Linked DNA regions of Homo sapiens: region 2 is linked to region 1. A link is a loop called in an ENCODE intact Hi-C map of the cell type or tissue named here. Cell type or tissue: B cell. All regions are shown on one strand. Each heading gives the region's core, and the rest is flanking DNA. Links, peaks and the distances in the headings are about the cores only.

Evidence for each region. Peaks named below come from ENCODE experiments on the same cell type or tissue, not always from the same donor. Only the 100,000 strongest peaks of a DNase experiment are listed, where the experiment ranks them.
Region 2: a loop joins it to region 1, with 16 times the contacts of the local background. A loop is called at or near these places in 2 of 110 quality-filtered maps.

The regions. Positions count from the first base shown.
Region 1 is chr12:70,573,195-70,580,942 of GRCh38, reverse strand. PTPRB (protein tyrosine phosphatase receptor type B) reads left to right here. Exons shown (of 34, transcript NM_001109754.4): 11 at 4,298-4,561. Among named protein-coding and RNA genes, the nearest start is that of PTPRB, 60 kb to the left of the region's middle. In B cell, for the core only: CTCF peaks have their summits at 3,549 and 3,752 (motif pointing right); a DNase peak (open chromatin) is centred at 3,732.
Region 2 is chr12:69,286,998-69,294,745 of GRCh38, reverse strand. No RefSeq gene overlaps it. Among named protein-coding and RNA genes, the nearest start is that of MIR1279, 18 kb to the right of the region's middle. In B cell, for the core only: a CTCF peak has its summit at 3,560; a DNase peak (open chromatin) is centred at 3,565; H3K27me3 peaks cover 906 bases.

The DNA of each region.
Region 1 (7,748 bases), core at 2,366-4,865:
TCATCCCTGGCCTTTACAAAAGCTAAGTTTCACAAAAGCTAGCCATCCAGAAGGTATATGGAATGGAAATTGGGCGATGGGTGATGGCAAGAGAGAATAAATTCTGATTTTTTTTTTTTTTTTTGAGACGGAATTTCGCTCTGGTTGCTCAGGCTGGAGTGCGATGGCGTGATCTCGGCTCACCGCAACCTCCGCCTCCTGGGTTCAGCAATTCTCCTGCCTCAGTCTCCCGAGTAGCTGGGATTACAGGCGTGTGCCACCACGCCCTGCTAACTTTGTATTTTTAGTAGAGACAGGGTTTCTCCACGTTGGTCAGGCTGCTCTCGAACTCCTGACCTCAGGTGATCCACCCGCCTCGGCCTCCCAAAGTTCTGGGATTACAGGCGTGAGCCACCACTCCTGGCTGAATATTTTAACATCTCCAATGAACATGTAAGAACTCCTCACTCGATGTCTAGACTTATCCCCCTATTCAGTTGATTTCCTTTGAAATGTTTATGTTCCAGTTAAGGTAAACAATAATGGATAAAAAACAAAACAAACCTCCCAAAGAAAGCATCTTTCACTCTTATATATTCTTGGTTTGCAAGACATAAAAAGAAAATGATCTCCAATTAATATGGTTAGAGGTGGAGTTGATCTAATTTTCAGGTCTCATATATTTTCATAAGCAACGTTAAACAAGTGCTTAATATGCTATCTAAACAATTTTTCTTGACCTTAATAGCTCCCTGTTAGAAAGCTAAGTAAACAAATAAGTGTCATTATGGTCATGTATGTCAGGGAGCCATGGCACCGAGGAAGAAATTACATAGAATTTTCTATGTAATACAATGAAAGAACATAAAAAATTAATATATATGATATATAAAATGTATGTTCATTTCTTAGAAAAAAATTACATAAACCCAATAGAAGCTTTGATAATTATTAGTGGGACCTTGTCTACTTAATTTTATATAATTATTTTAAGTTGGATTTCAGGCTTCTCCTTCTGCATCCTCAACACTCAAATTCTGTTTATCAGCTGCAGGCATCATAGATGCATCTCTTTCCAAAATCATGAATCTCATCTACTTAATGAACCCAGAGGACATTAACTTCATTAACTCTCCCAGAAGAACAATGAAGTCACTGAGAAGATGTTTCATAGTCTTGGTAGAAATTCACTGGTGTATGCCCATTTCCCTCATTCTATGACAGCTGACATTGTCACTTGCATGTTTCTTTTTTTTTTTTTTTTTTTTGAGATGGAGTCTCATTTTGTCGCCAGGCTGGAGTGCAGTGGCACGATCTTGGCTCACTGCAACCTCCGACTCCCTGGTTCAAGCGATTCTCCTGTCTCAGTCTCCCGAGTAGCTGGGATTACAGGCACGCACCACCACGCCCAGCTAATTTTTGTACTTTTAGTAGAAACAGGGTTTCAGCTTGTTGGCCAGGATGGTCTCGATCTCCTGACCTCGTGATCTGCCTGCCTCGGCCTCCCAAAGGGCTGGGATCACAGGTGTGAGCCACTGCGCCCGGCCTGTCACCTGCATCTTTCTCCCTGATATTTTCTTTCCTTTCTTTTAATGGTTCTTGGCACCATCCATTGGTGTAGCATACTTGGGGGTAGGTAGCTGAAAAGCTTAGCATGGAAATCAGGAGGCCTAGGTTTTGGTCCTAGCTCTGCCATTAACTTATTTCCCTAAGCTTCTGTGTTTTAATCCACACACAATAATTCACTCCTACCCTGGGTGTCAGAATAGGGAAGGAGAAATAATAAAGCTGAGGAGAGGAGTGGAGGACGACCTTGCATTCATTTCCCAGTGATTTGCAGTTGTATCAGTCACATTAGACTGATTTAATTCATGCTTAGACACTGTATAATGTGGGTGTTCATGATTGGATGCCTCTATTGGTTGGGATACAGTCTCCTACTATCAGTGGCTCTTCTTTGCTGTAGGTCCTCAGAGCTCTCCCCATTTCTCCAGAGAATGGAGGTTGGGGAGGGGTACAACTCATCAGACTTGGGAGTAGGCATTTCACTTCCACCCACATTCCACTGGCCAGAACTCAGTTACATGGCTACATCTGACTGCCTGGGAGCCTGAGAAATGCAGTCTAGCTGTGTGTCAAGAGGAAAAGGAAATGGTCGGGGAACCATATTCTGCCACACAGGTTGATTCTCATTTTATATACCACAAGGATTGTCCAACTTATTGTGAGCTACTAAAATAGTCTAGTCTGTGCTATCTCTTGAAATAACTGTGTACTTTAAGTAAGTGGGACTTAAAATTATTTTTATTTTTTAATTTATATTTTTATTTATATTTTAATTAGAATAAAGGTACAAGTATTTGACCCATATTATATAATAGAAGCATTCAAAAAAGGGAAAAAGGGACAAGAAATTATTTGAAGAATGGTCATAAAGTTTTGAGGAGAGAATCAAATATGAATAAATTGAGCACGAGTTATTTTACTCAAACATATGAAGAGTGCACATTATCACGATAAAGGGGAAAATGGGAGACTCCTGTAAAGCACAATAATAGGGATTTTGAAAGGTGCCTCTTTTAGTAAATTTTGTACACAGTCAATTGTAAAGAATTCAGTGGGTAAGGCCTTGATAATCCTTATCATCTCCTCAAATTGCTGAAACATTAGTCAATATTGAAATAATTTTGAAAGGTATTCTTATATTTCACCTGTTTCCACTGAGTTGAAACATATAAATAAACCCTCCCAGCCCAGATAAGATGGCAGAATATTTAAAATTAAAGATATTAGATATACTTAACAAATCTAATTCTAATCTGGGAAAATGCTCATCCTAAAGCAAAAACAAATTTTGTATCTATTTTTTCTTAAACATGTGAATCATATTTCTGTGAAAACTTTTGATAATTGTGTCTTTTCTAATAAAATGTTAGTAGTTGCAAATATTTCCAGCAGTTTTTAAAAACAAGCATAATGAGTTGCTTTTGAGAGCAACTAAAGGATGTATAGATGGTTGGATGGCAGAAGAAAGGAAGGAAAGAAAGCAAAAAGGAAGAAAAGAAGGAAAGAAAAGGAAGGAAGAGATGTACCAATATATAAATCTTCTGGCTAAAAAGTTCAACTTTATATCTAGGAAATGTCCATATATGTGGATCAACATTACCAGAGTTGTTCACTAGAATGCAGTTTATAATTTTTAGTGATGGATAAGTGCTTTTAAGTATAAGGTATGCTTTGGGGCTTAATTCACAAAGTCCGAACATATTACATTAGAAGGATTCTCAGAAGTCATCTAGCCAAATCCTGTCCATTATAAGTGATGTACTGATATTGACAATCATATGAAACTGTTAAGTTAATCAACTAATGATTAAAACAGTAGTGTAGTTCATATATACTGTAATATTTTAACCCTATATTCATTTATGGCAGTACTATTTAATGGGCACCTATTTCTGATATGTGGTTCAACTTTTACTCAATACTGCAATTACTAATTTGCTGACTATACCTCCAACCAGAGAACTTCTTGAAGACATTCATGCGTTTTTCATTTTTGTATACCTGGCAAATAGTAGGTTCTCAGTAAACGTTTGTGACACTAATCCCCAATTCATATAAGCAAATGATTATAGTTGACATCAGAAAACCCATTATCGCCATAACAGTTCTCTCTGCCCTTGGTTGGTCCAGCTTCCAGACTTCTTACTTCCAAGATAGGTTTTTAGGCTTATTTCTTACCACTAGAGGGCAGGAAATGCCTTGCAAAGGGAAAACGGTCCCTCTGGTTGTGTTAGCTATTACTTCCCAGGAATGAATAACTTCATCACAAAAAAATTGAAGCTATCCCAGTTTAAGGTCTTTAGAAAAGCTATCGTATTCTTCCCCTTTCCACTCAAACATTTTTGCTTTATTGGTAAGTTTGGTTCAAGTTGATTCATTTAGATTGTTGAAATATTTGTTCCCTTTCTTACAGGGAACCTTCTAAAACATTGTATAAGGATGTCTCCACTTGAAATGCTTTACAAACAGCAACCCCATAAAAATGCAGTAGTGGCATCCTTGTATTTACGAGGCATCCCAAAGGCCTCCGGACATTTTTATTTTGATTAGTTTTCTGATGTAAGAACACTCAGCTTCTGGAAGCTGAGTGAAATCCTCACGCTTCCTTGACCTCTTATATAATCAGATTAGATCTCCTGAGTGAGTCCACGGTTTGTGCTGACTGCAATAGACGACTCAAACTTTTGACTGTGTCTTTCTTTTTGAATCCCCCTTCCCCCCCCCCCCCGCCCCCCACCTTTCAAAATCACAGTCCCTTCCAGTGTGAGTGGAGTAACGGTGAACAATTCCGGTCGTAATGACTACCTCAGCGTTTCCTGGCTGCTGGCGCCCGGAGATGTGGATAACTATGAGGTAACATTGTCTCATGACGGCAAGGTGGTTCAGTCCCTTGTCATTGCCAAGTCTGTCAGAGAATGTTCCTTCAGCTCCCTCACCCCAGGCCGCCTCTACACCGTGACCATAACTACAAGGAGTGGCAAGTATGAAAATCACTCCTTCAGCCAAGAGCGGACAGGTAAGGCTGTATGAAGGTTCAGGGCTCCGTAAGAACCAATTCACATGTGGCTCAGGGCACCACAGAGCTGTAGCAATTCTGTAATGATGGGATGAAAGGCCCTTGAGATCACAAAACTGTTATGAAGTCTTCGTATTTTAACCCAAGAAACTCCTTATGTGAGCAGACCCTGTGTGACTAGAATTTATATTATATTCAAATAGTGAAAAAAGTGTTCCCGTTTATGGAGTACTTTTTGGTTGCTAGGGCCTGGCTTTATATATCTTAACTATAACTAACCCTTATGAACTCCTTATTGAGGTAGTCATTGTTATTATTCCCATTTTACAGATCAGGAAACCAAGGTTCAGGGAGGTCAAGTAACTCGCCCAACTGTTTACCTTGTTAAACAGCCAGTGTGTTTCAGATCCTGGTTTTAAACCCAGTTCTGAATGACTCCAGTGCCTACAAAGCTCTCCATCCTAAAATCCATCCTGAAATGTCTGTTGGTCAAAACCACTATTCATCCTTTTTCACACAAGGTGAAAATGTGAACCTTTATGGTTCTGGGACTAGGGAGCAAAAATCTTAGCAAAGGAAATGAATGTTCAGTCCAATGTGCTGGAAAGAATTAAATTTAAATAGCTACCATTTTCCCAATATATTTATGCTTTCTGGGGTTTATACCTGAGATTTCTGCTTAAGGTTGGCATCAATACATTGTCAAATGTTTCCTACTAAGCTATGGGTTGATTTCTGTATTTTAAAATGTCAGTTTTTCCATGAGGTTCTGAGACAATTGTCCTTATCCTGTTACCTAGCGCAGGACCTGGGGCTTAGTAGGCACTCAGTAAATACTTGGCAAAGGAATAATCAGAAATCACTTAGATCAGGGGTCCCACCTGGGAGTCCATGGTTCATGGGAGACTTTAGGAATGTAGTAACCCCTGAAATTGTTTATGAGGTTGCTGGGGATAGGAAAGGTATATGCATTTCTTTGAGAAGAAACAGTCCATGGCTTTTATCAGATTCTTATGGTTTCTGTGACCTCCAAAAAGCTAAGAACCTCTGATTTATATTGTTACAGGATGCTGACATTGAAGGGGTCCTTAGAATGATCTAATCCTGTTTCCTCATTTGGATATAAAGGAAGTCCCAGAGAAGGAGTGTGGCTTCTCCAGGGTTGCAGGGCTGACTGGTAGTGGAGTTCAGTCTAGCTCCAGTGCTGTCCATTCCATCATGCTGTATCCGAGAGCACTAGTCAGGGATATAAAGAGATTATCCCTACCCTTGAATAATTTGAAGCCCAATTACACTGACAATCACAATAATGACTTAGATCTGAAAAGCAGATTTCTATTTACAAAGCAGTCTTATGTCAGGGTCTCATATTGATCAACTTGGAGCCTAAAAATCACCAGAAATTAAAGGATGTGTTACCTAACTACCAACCCCTTGCTTCCTACCAATGTCAATTCATGATGATTTCCTATCCGTATGACTTTAATATTGCCAAGTCTTTTGCTGAGATTGTTTTAAAATGCAAGAAAGTGATTCTTTATTCAGTGCATCCTCTTGACTCCTTGACCGGCATGAACTTGGACTTGGTACACGACTAATGGAGGCAAATCATTGCCCCTGACAAATCAGTTTAACTGGAGGGTCATGTCTGAGTTGTTCTCTTGATGATTTTGGCTGATTATCTTAATGCCCTTTTCCATTTCTGATGCTCTTGTTCTACATTTTGGGTGAAAATACCAATATTTCTAATTCTGTATCACATCATCTCACTGTGTAGCAAGGCAGGTCTCCACAAATTACCCCGTTCCACCTGGAGAGCTCCTTATTGACTTAACGTGATATTCAGCCAGGTTTTTCTTCCTGTAATAGTTGCTTTGCCTTTAGCAAATTGCCTGGATCATTGACCTTTCTTAGCCCATGCATAAAATGCCACTTCATAATTTCCTCTCCTTAACTCTGTGATGACTGTATTCTAACAACACTGTAATTGGTTTTAGGTAAATATCTTGGAGAAAGCATATCTGTCCTTGCTCCATATCTGTGGTGAGCTATATTCCAAACACTAATCAGTAAACACAAGGCAACAAAGGATGCTAATGCAACTTGCAGGTGTGAGAAAATGGAGCTTCCATGCCAAAATACTGAAATTTCTGGATCATTTCATGATTTGAGAAAAAGTAGAGGTGAAAAATTGGACACAGCCTTGGCATGTGGTCAGATCAGAAACCCCTAATATATACCAAATACAGAGGACATGCTAGTATTAGGACAAGAGTTTAGTACCCTGGATCCGAGTTCATGCCTCTTTTCAATGCTCCTCCTCATTAATATGTATAATGTCCAGTTACCGTGAAATAGTAATGAATCTGTGGCCTACTGTTGAATTAAAATTCAGCCCCAAATGGAAAAATGAAATCTCCTTAATATCATGCTCTAAATACAGAATTGCCTTATTCCACAGTGTTCCTAAGTAACATGCATATATTTATTTACTGGTTGGGGAGGGGACCACAGATATACAGAATGGTTTCGTTCATATATTAGAAAGAACCTCACATGCACAAAATTGTATTAATCATAATTCTTGGTTCAAGAAACCATGCATCCCCAGCACTTTGGGAGGCCGAGGCGGGAGAATCATGAGGTCAGGAGTTTGAGACCAGCCTGGCCAACATGGTGAAATCCCATCTCTACTAAAAATACAAAAAATTAGCTAGGTGTAGTGGCAGGCACCTGTAATCCCAGCTACTTGGGAGGCTGAGGCAGGAGAATCGCTTGAACCAGAAGGCAGAGGTTCCAGTGAGCCAAGATCGCACCACTGCACTCCAGCCCGGGCAAGAGAGTGAGATTCTGTCTCAAAAAAAAAAAAAAAAAAAGAAAAGAAAAGAAAAAAGAAACCATGCATCAACTGCCACCTTTACTTTTTAGGCATCTAGTTAGTAATTTTTGATAATTTAACATGTACACAAGAAACCAACCAGTACCTAAAATAAAAGCTAGGACCTTGACAATAACCTACATCAAAGTATGTGGTCCCCACCTCGTGAATTCACTCAAAGGTAGCCAACATCTTGACTCCTATGTTCACCTCTCCCTTGCTTTCCATCTTGCATAGTTTTATTGCATTTATATACAGGCCTAAAATTATGGGTTTCAAAATTTTTTGTTGTTTTTAACATTATTTAAA
Region 2 (7,748 bases), core at 2,090-4,589, 1.3 Mb after region 1:
TACTGCTGCCCTCAAAGACTCAGTTTGGGATTGTTCCCTCCTCTTCAATTCTTTGGAAGAGTTTGAAAAGAATTGGTATTAGTTCTTTAAATGTTTGGTGGAATTTTTTTGTGAAACCATCAGGTCCTGGGCTTTTCTTCACTGGGAAGGTTTTGATTACTGCTTCAATTTATTTACTCATATTATGTTTATTCATATTCTTTATTTCTTCATGATTCAGTCTTTGTAGGTGGTATTCCTCTAGGAATTTATCCATTTCTTTTACATGATCCAATTTGTTGGCATAGTTGTTCACAACAGTCTCATAATCCTTATTTCTGTGACAATGGTTATAATGTCCTCTCATTCATTTCTTTTTTTTTCTATTTTTTATTATACTTTAAGTTCTAGGGTACATGTGCACAACATGCAGGTTACATATGTATACATGTGCCATGTTGGTGTGCTGCACCTTTTAACTCGTCATTTACATTAGGTATATCTTCTAATGCTATCCCTCCCCCCTCCTCCCACCCCACAACAGGCCCCAGTGTGTGATGTTCCCCTTCCTGTGTCCAAGTGTTCTCATTGTTCAAGTCCCACCTACCTATGAGTGAGAACATGCGGTATTTGGTTTTTTGTCCTTGCGACAGTTTGCCGAGAATGATGATTTCCAGCTTCTCATTTGTTTCTAAAGTTTTTTATTTTACTTCTTTTTTAGAGATAGGGTTTCGCTATGTTGCCCAGGCTGGTCTTGAACTCCTAGGCTCAAGCAATCCTCCCACCTTGGCCTCCCAAAGTGCTAGGATTACTGGTATGAGCCACTGCACCTGGCTTTCTAATTTTACTTATTTCAGTCTTCTCTCTTATTTTCTCAGTTGGTCTAGCTAAGGGTTAGACAATTTCATTGATCTTTTCAACAAAAACAACTTTTGGTTTCCTTGATGTTTCTCTATGGTATTTCTATTCTCTAATTCATTTACCTATGCTCTAATCCTTCTGATAACTTAGGGTTTAGTTTGTTGTTCTTTTCTAGTTCTTTGAGATATGAGATTAGGTTGTTGATTTGAGATCTTTCTTCTTTTTTAATGTAGGTGTTTACCACTATAAACCTCTCCCTCACTTCTACTTTCACTGCATTCCATAAGTGTGATATGTTGCATTTTTGCTTTCATTAGTTTCCAGATATTATCTAAATTCACTTGTGTTTTCTTCTCTGACCCATTCATTAAGAGGGCACTGCTTAGTTCCCACAAATTCGTGGACTTTCTTGTTTTCCTTCTGCTATTGATTTCTTGTTTTATTTCATTGTGATTGGAGAAGATACTTTGTATGATTTCAATCTCCTTATATTTGTTAAGATTTGTTTTACAGCCTAACATGTGGTCTATCTTGGAGAAGCCTCCACGAGTACTTAAGAATGTGTATTCTGCTGTTGTTGAGTGGACATCAGTTACAGCCAACTGATCTATACTGTGTTCATGTCTTCTGTTTCCTTGTCGATCTTCTGTATGGTTGTTCTGGCCATAAATGAAAGAGAAGTATTATGTCTCCTGCTATTATTGTGTTGTTGTTAATTTCTTCTTTCAGTCCTGTCAATGCTTCACCTATTTGGGAGTTCTAACATTAGATGTGCATATATTTATAGTTGTCTTATGTTCCTGATGAATGGACCCCTTATCATTACATAACATCCTTTTTTGTTCTCCTGAGTTTCTACTTAAAGACTATCTAGACTACCTTGTCTAATATTACATATGGCCACCCCCGCTTTTAGCTTCCCATTTACATGGAACTGTTTTCCATCCCTTCACGTTTAGACTTTGTGTGTCCCTAAGTCTAAGGTAAGTCTTTTGTAAAAAGCATACAGTTGGATCTTGTTTTGTTTTTTTTTAAATCCACTCAGCCAATCTGTCTTTTAATTAGTGTTCATCACATCTACCTTTAAAGTAATTGCTGATAGGAAAGAACTCACTATTGCCATTTTGTTGTTTTCTGTATGTCACGTAGCTTTTTTGTCTCTACTTTCTTCCACTGCTGTCTTTTTTGTTTTGTTGTGTTTTTTGTTTTTTGTTTGTTTGTTTTTTTTTGTAGTGACATGCTTTGATTCCCTTCTCATTTCCCTTTGTGTATATTTTGTAGGTATTTTCTCTGTGGTTACCACTGCAATTACATAAAACACCTAAACATTGTAACATCCTATTTGAAACAGCTAACAACTTCATTCATGTATAAAAACTCTACTCCTTTACATCTCTGCCCCCCTCCACTTTGTAATTAACACAATTTTCTCTTTTTATAATGAGTATCCATTACTCAGATATATAATTACTTTTTACACTTCTGTTTTTTGTATTCAAAACTGGTACCTGGGCATGGTGGTGCACACCTGTAGCCCCAACTACTCAGAGGGTAAGGCAGGAGGATTACTTGAGCCCAAAAGTTCAAGACCAGCTTGGGCAACAAAGCTAGACCCCAACTTTAAAAATAAATAAATAAATTCAATGCTAGAATTAAATGTAATTTACACACCTACATTACAATATTATAGGACTGTATATATTTCTATGCATTTACCTTATCAGGAACTTCTATACTTTGAATGTATCATCCCATTCCCTTCTAGTCTGCAAGGTTTCTGCTGAGAAACATGCTAATAATTGATTAGGAGCCCTCTTGTACATGATGAGTGCTTTTCTCTTGCTGCTTTCATGACTCTGTTTTTGATAGTTTATTATAATGTGTCTTTGTGTGGTCTCTTGAGATTTATCTTTGCTGGCATTTTCTTAGTTTCTTTTATATGTCAATTTCTCTCATATCTAGGAAATTTTTTGCTGTTATTTCTTCTAATAGGTCTGTGCCTTTTTCTCTATTTTTCTTCTGAAACTCCCATAATGTTGTTCTGTTTGATGGTGTCCCATAAGCCCCTTAGGCTCCCTTTATATTTTTTCATTCTCCTGTGCCTCAGCAATTTTGAAAGTCCTGTCTTTGAGTTCACTATTTCTTCGGCCTTTCCAAGTCTGTTCAATCCCTCTAGAGATTTTTTTTTTTTTTTATCAATTCAGTTATTGTATTCTTCAGTTGCAGAATTTGTTTGGTACTTCTTTACAGTTTCTCTTTGATGATATTCTCAATCTGTTTATGCATGATTTTCTTGGTTTTGTTTAGCTATCTATGCTCTATTTTAATTAAGCATTCTTATAATGGTATTTGTTAATTCTCTGGCACCTCATTTACCTCCATTTATTTCAAGTTGGTTTCTGGAAATTTAATTGGTTTCTTAAATGTGCCATGTTTCCATTTCTTTGTTATGTCTCATTAATTTTTGTTGGGATTTTAGTATTGAAGAATCAGCCATCTCACCCAGATTTTCTGATCTTGTTTTCTATATCAAAGACTTTCTCCATTCAGCCTGGCTAGAGATTCTGGAGGCTTCTTAAGCCTTTTCTGGGAATGCATCCTCTTTAGGCTTGTGTGTGAATTCTACTTGAAGAGGTTTGCAGGGTTTCTAATCAGAAGTTCCCCTGCAATACTGTGGCGTCTTGGGTGCTATAGCAAGTCATGGTACTGGAGCTTCGCCTAGTGTCTGTCTGTGGTACTGCAGACTCCGGAGCAGTGTGTTCCCAGAGCTTACAGCTGGTGCCCCCTTGCTGTGCTCAGATTCAGGCAAAAATACAGAAAGCGGTCCCTCAGCCAGGTCCCTAAAACTTAGAATGTTGGATATATGTTCTAGTCTTTTTCCTCTGCAGATAGAAGTTTGAAGGTTTCCTCCCAATTGCTCCACGCTGTGCAGGGGTTGGGGGCTGGGAGGCTCTGGCAAGCGACAGGTAGTTGAATTTTCCTACCTGGCTTTGATGCCGTTGATTTTAGTCTCACTTGTGGTAAAGCAACCTGTAACCGGTTTCTGGATTTCTCACAGAGGGATTTGGTCTATCATTGTTAAATTCATTTATCCATGACAGAAGAAGGGTCTTGGTCTTCCTGTTCCATCGCCTTGCTGACATACTACAGTACTCTTCTAAAGACCATTTCTGGGATGGGCACAGTGGCTCACACCTGTAATCCTCACACTTTGGGAGGCCAAGGCAGGAGGATAACTTGAGTCCAGGAGTTCAAGACCAGCCTGGGCAACATAGTAAGGACCTCATCTCTACAAAAAGTTTTAAAAAATTGTCAGGCTTGGTGGTGAATGCTTTTAGTCCCAGCCACTTGGGAGGCTGAGGTGGGAGGACTGCTTGAGCCCAGGAGGTTGAGGCTGCAATGAGCCATAATCACATCACTACACTCCAGCCTGGGTGATAGGGCAAGACCCAATCTCCACAAACAAACAAAAAAACTGTTTTCACTATCTCCCTTCTTATTCCCTCCTCAGTTCACTCAAATCACCCTTTTGTCCTCACCACTCCATTCAAACCATACTGCTCAGCCACTACTGAACTTAATTGTCAAATGAAATGGTCAATTCAGTCTTCATCTTAGTCAATCCTTCAGTAGTATGCCAGACACTTAATGTTTCTCCCTCTTTTATGAAACTTTGCTTCAAGGCCCCCCCATGCAAATTTAATTTTTTTTTCTCCTCTCTCAGCTCTCTTACCTCACAGGTTGTCCCCTCAGTCTTATTGAGTCACGCTAATTTTGTCTATCTTAAATATAGAAGAACCCCGGGGTTCAGCCTGCTGACCTTTTAACTATCATTCTCTCAGTGAGCTCATCCGGTCCCACTGCTTTAAATACTATTTATATACCCATACTTCCCACACTTTTTTTTTTTTGAGATGGAGTCTCACTCTGTCTCCCAGGCTGGAGTGCAGTGGCACGATCTCGGCTCACTGCAACCTCCACCTCCTGGGTTCACGCCATTCTCCTGCCTCAGCCTCCCGAGTAGCTGGGATTACAGGTGCCTACCACCATGCCCAGCTAATTCTTTTGTATTTTTAGTAGAGACAGGGTTTCACCGTGTTAGCCAGGATGGTCTCGATCTCCTGACCTCATGATCCGCTTGCCTCGGCCTCCCAAAGTGCTGGATTACAGGCTTGGGCCACCACGCCCGGCCCTATACTTCCCACAATTCTATCTCTAGCCCTGACACTGACCTTGAATTCCCAATATGTATATTCAAATCACTACTTGGTGTGTCCACTTGGTGGTCTGTTTTCTCAAACTCAACATATCCAGCATGAAATTTTTGATACCTACCCCCTCAAAAGTTTCCACCCCATTCCCCAGTCTTCTTTCATTATTAGATGACTTATTTTTTCCTTCTTCATTTTCTTAGGTCAAAAACTTTGGAGATGTTCTTTATTTCTTTTTCTCATATTCACCTATACAGCAACAGACGAAGTTAGCTTTACCTTAAAAATAAACTCGGAATCTTTGTTTCCACTGCTATTACCCTAATCTAAGAAACTATACTTTTTTCTCTTACCCATATTAAAGCCTTTGCTTTAATTCCAATTGGTCCACCTGCTTCTGGAATTGTTCCCTAACAGCTTATTTTTCAAATAGTAACCAGTGATAAAATGTAGGATTATACCTTATCTGCTCATATGCTTCCAAATTTTGTCATACCATGAAAAAACCTGAAATCTTTACCATTCCCAATAAAGCCCTACAAAATCATGTCCCCAAATATCTTCTTGAACCCATTTCTGACCATTCTTCTCTTCCCTCACTCTACCAGCCTTTTGCTGCCTCAATTAGGGCACTTGCACTATTACTTCTGCGAGAATGTTTTCTCTGGCTGGGCATCATGGCTCACACCTGTGATCCCAGCACTTTGGAAGGCCGAGGTTGGTGGATCACCTGAGGTCAAGAGTTCGAGACAAGCCTGGCCAACATGATGAAACTCCATCTCTACTAAAAATACAAAAAAATTAGCCAGCATGGTGGTGGGCACCTGTAATCCTAGCTACTCAGGAGGCTGAGGCAGAAGAATCGCTTGAACCCGGGAGGTGGAGGCTGCAGTAAGCCGAGGTCGCGCCATTGCACTCCAGCCTGGGCAACAAGAGCGAAACTCCATCTTAAAAAAAAAAAAAAAGAATGGTTTTCTCCCTGATAGCCACATGACTATCACTCCCTCTCTATATTTTCAGCTCTGTTCAAACCACACTTCATAAGGATCTTCCTTGACAAACATATATAGTAATACCTTGCTTTATACTGGTTAATAATTTTTAACACAAACTGATATATTTGATCATTGTCTGCCTTTCCTCACTACAAATAATCTTCAAGAGATGAGGGATGTTACATTCATGGCTATATTCATTTTGGCACCTGGATGTGCAACCAGAATATTTGTTAAATGAATCCTACCTGAAGAGAGATACTAACTATATCTTATCTGATTTAGATCCCATAATGACCTCACATAAACTCTTCTTCCAAGAAATAAGACATCCTGAATACTGCAGCACCACCTCTTTTTGGCTAACCCTGAAAAGTGCATATATGTGAAAGCCCAAAAAATGAAATTCCTGAGCTACGTCTTTTCTAAGTTATCTCTATAAGATTCAACAAGATCTCAGACATAGCAGATTGGGAGCCCTACAGATCGAGCAAAATTGCTGGGTACAGTGGCACGCACCTGTGGTCCCAGCTACTCAGGAGTCTGAGGCAGGAGGATCACTTGATCCTAGGAGTTCAAGTCTAGCCTGGGCAACATAGTAAGACCTGTCTCTAAAAAGATTAAAATATCCACTGCTTCATGCAAATATTAGCTAATCTTCAGGTGGAGTTTTTAGTTTGACCCTAGCACAGTGCCTGACATCTAATGGGCAACTCGGTAATTCTGAATGAATGAATACACAGAACCCAATAGTACTTAAGGTTTCTCAAATGTTGGAAGACACTATTCATCACCAAAATCCTGGCTTCCCCAACCCATCTTGGCAAGCTGTCATGTAATGGTAGTTGCTTTCAACAATGCTAAGGTTTAATCTGTCCTGGAATGACTCTGGTTCTCGTAATCTCTACCTTGGCCAATTTCTCCAGGAAGCAGGCTCCAATTGAGGTCATCATTCTGAGATCTGAGAGCTGTTAGGACTCTGAAAAGTATTTGAAAAAAATGAGATACCACACCACCATAAGGGCAGAAATGGTTTGGCACAGGTAGATTACCACCAGGTGCAAACGTGTCAGGAAGATATACAGGCTCACCAGAGTGGCCCCAAGTTGCGTGAAATTCTACAGCAGTCTGCTTCATAAGGGAGGATGACTGTTAAGTCCCCATTCGGGTACATTACTTGTACTAATCACTGTGTCCCAACCAAGACAACAAATAGAGAAATTTTTGTGTGGCATCAACTGCAACTCAATGTTTCAAACTGTTTACCTTGTTGTGGACCTAGAGATACCATTATTGGTAACTGAAGTCCTCCCAGCCCCCAGTCCAGTACTTGGTACACTGGTGACCAGGCCCTTGGCTTCCTCCACCTAGTGCTGTAAGAAGACTAATTTTATGGCTATCTGGAGAGAAAGTGGTGTTAAGCCTTACAATCTCCTTTGATATTATTTGAAGGAAAATATATCAAAGCAATAATAGTTTCAAAATATGCTTTTTCAACCTACATCTTCCTCTCTTTCATGTTGAGATTCTCTGATAGGGCAGAAGACTCTTTATAACATTAACTATTTGTTACTTCCATGCCCTCATTGGACTATTATCTCCCATTTCAAGTAAAATGTACTAAAACAAAATTTCAGATAATATAAATAGAAAATTTTAAAGTAGAATTTGACATGTTTTTGGAAAAACACCTAAGTATTAT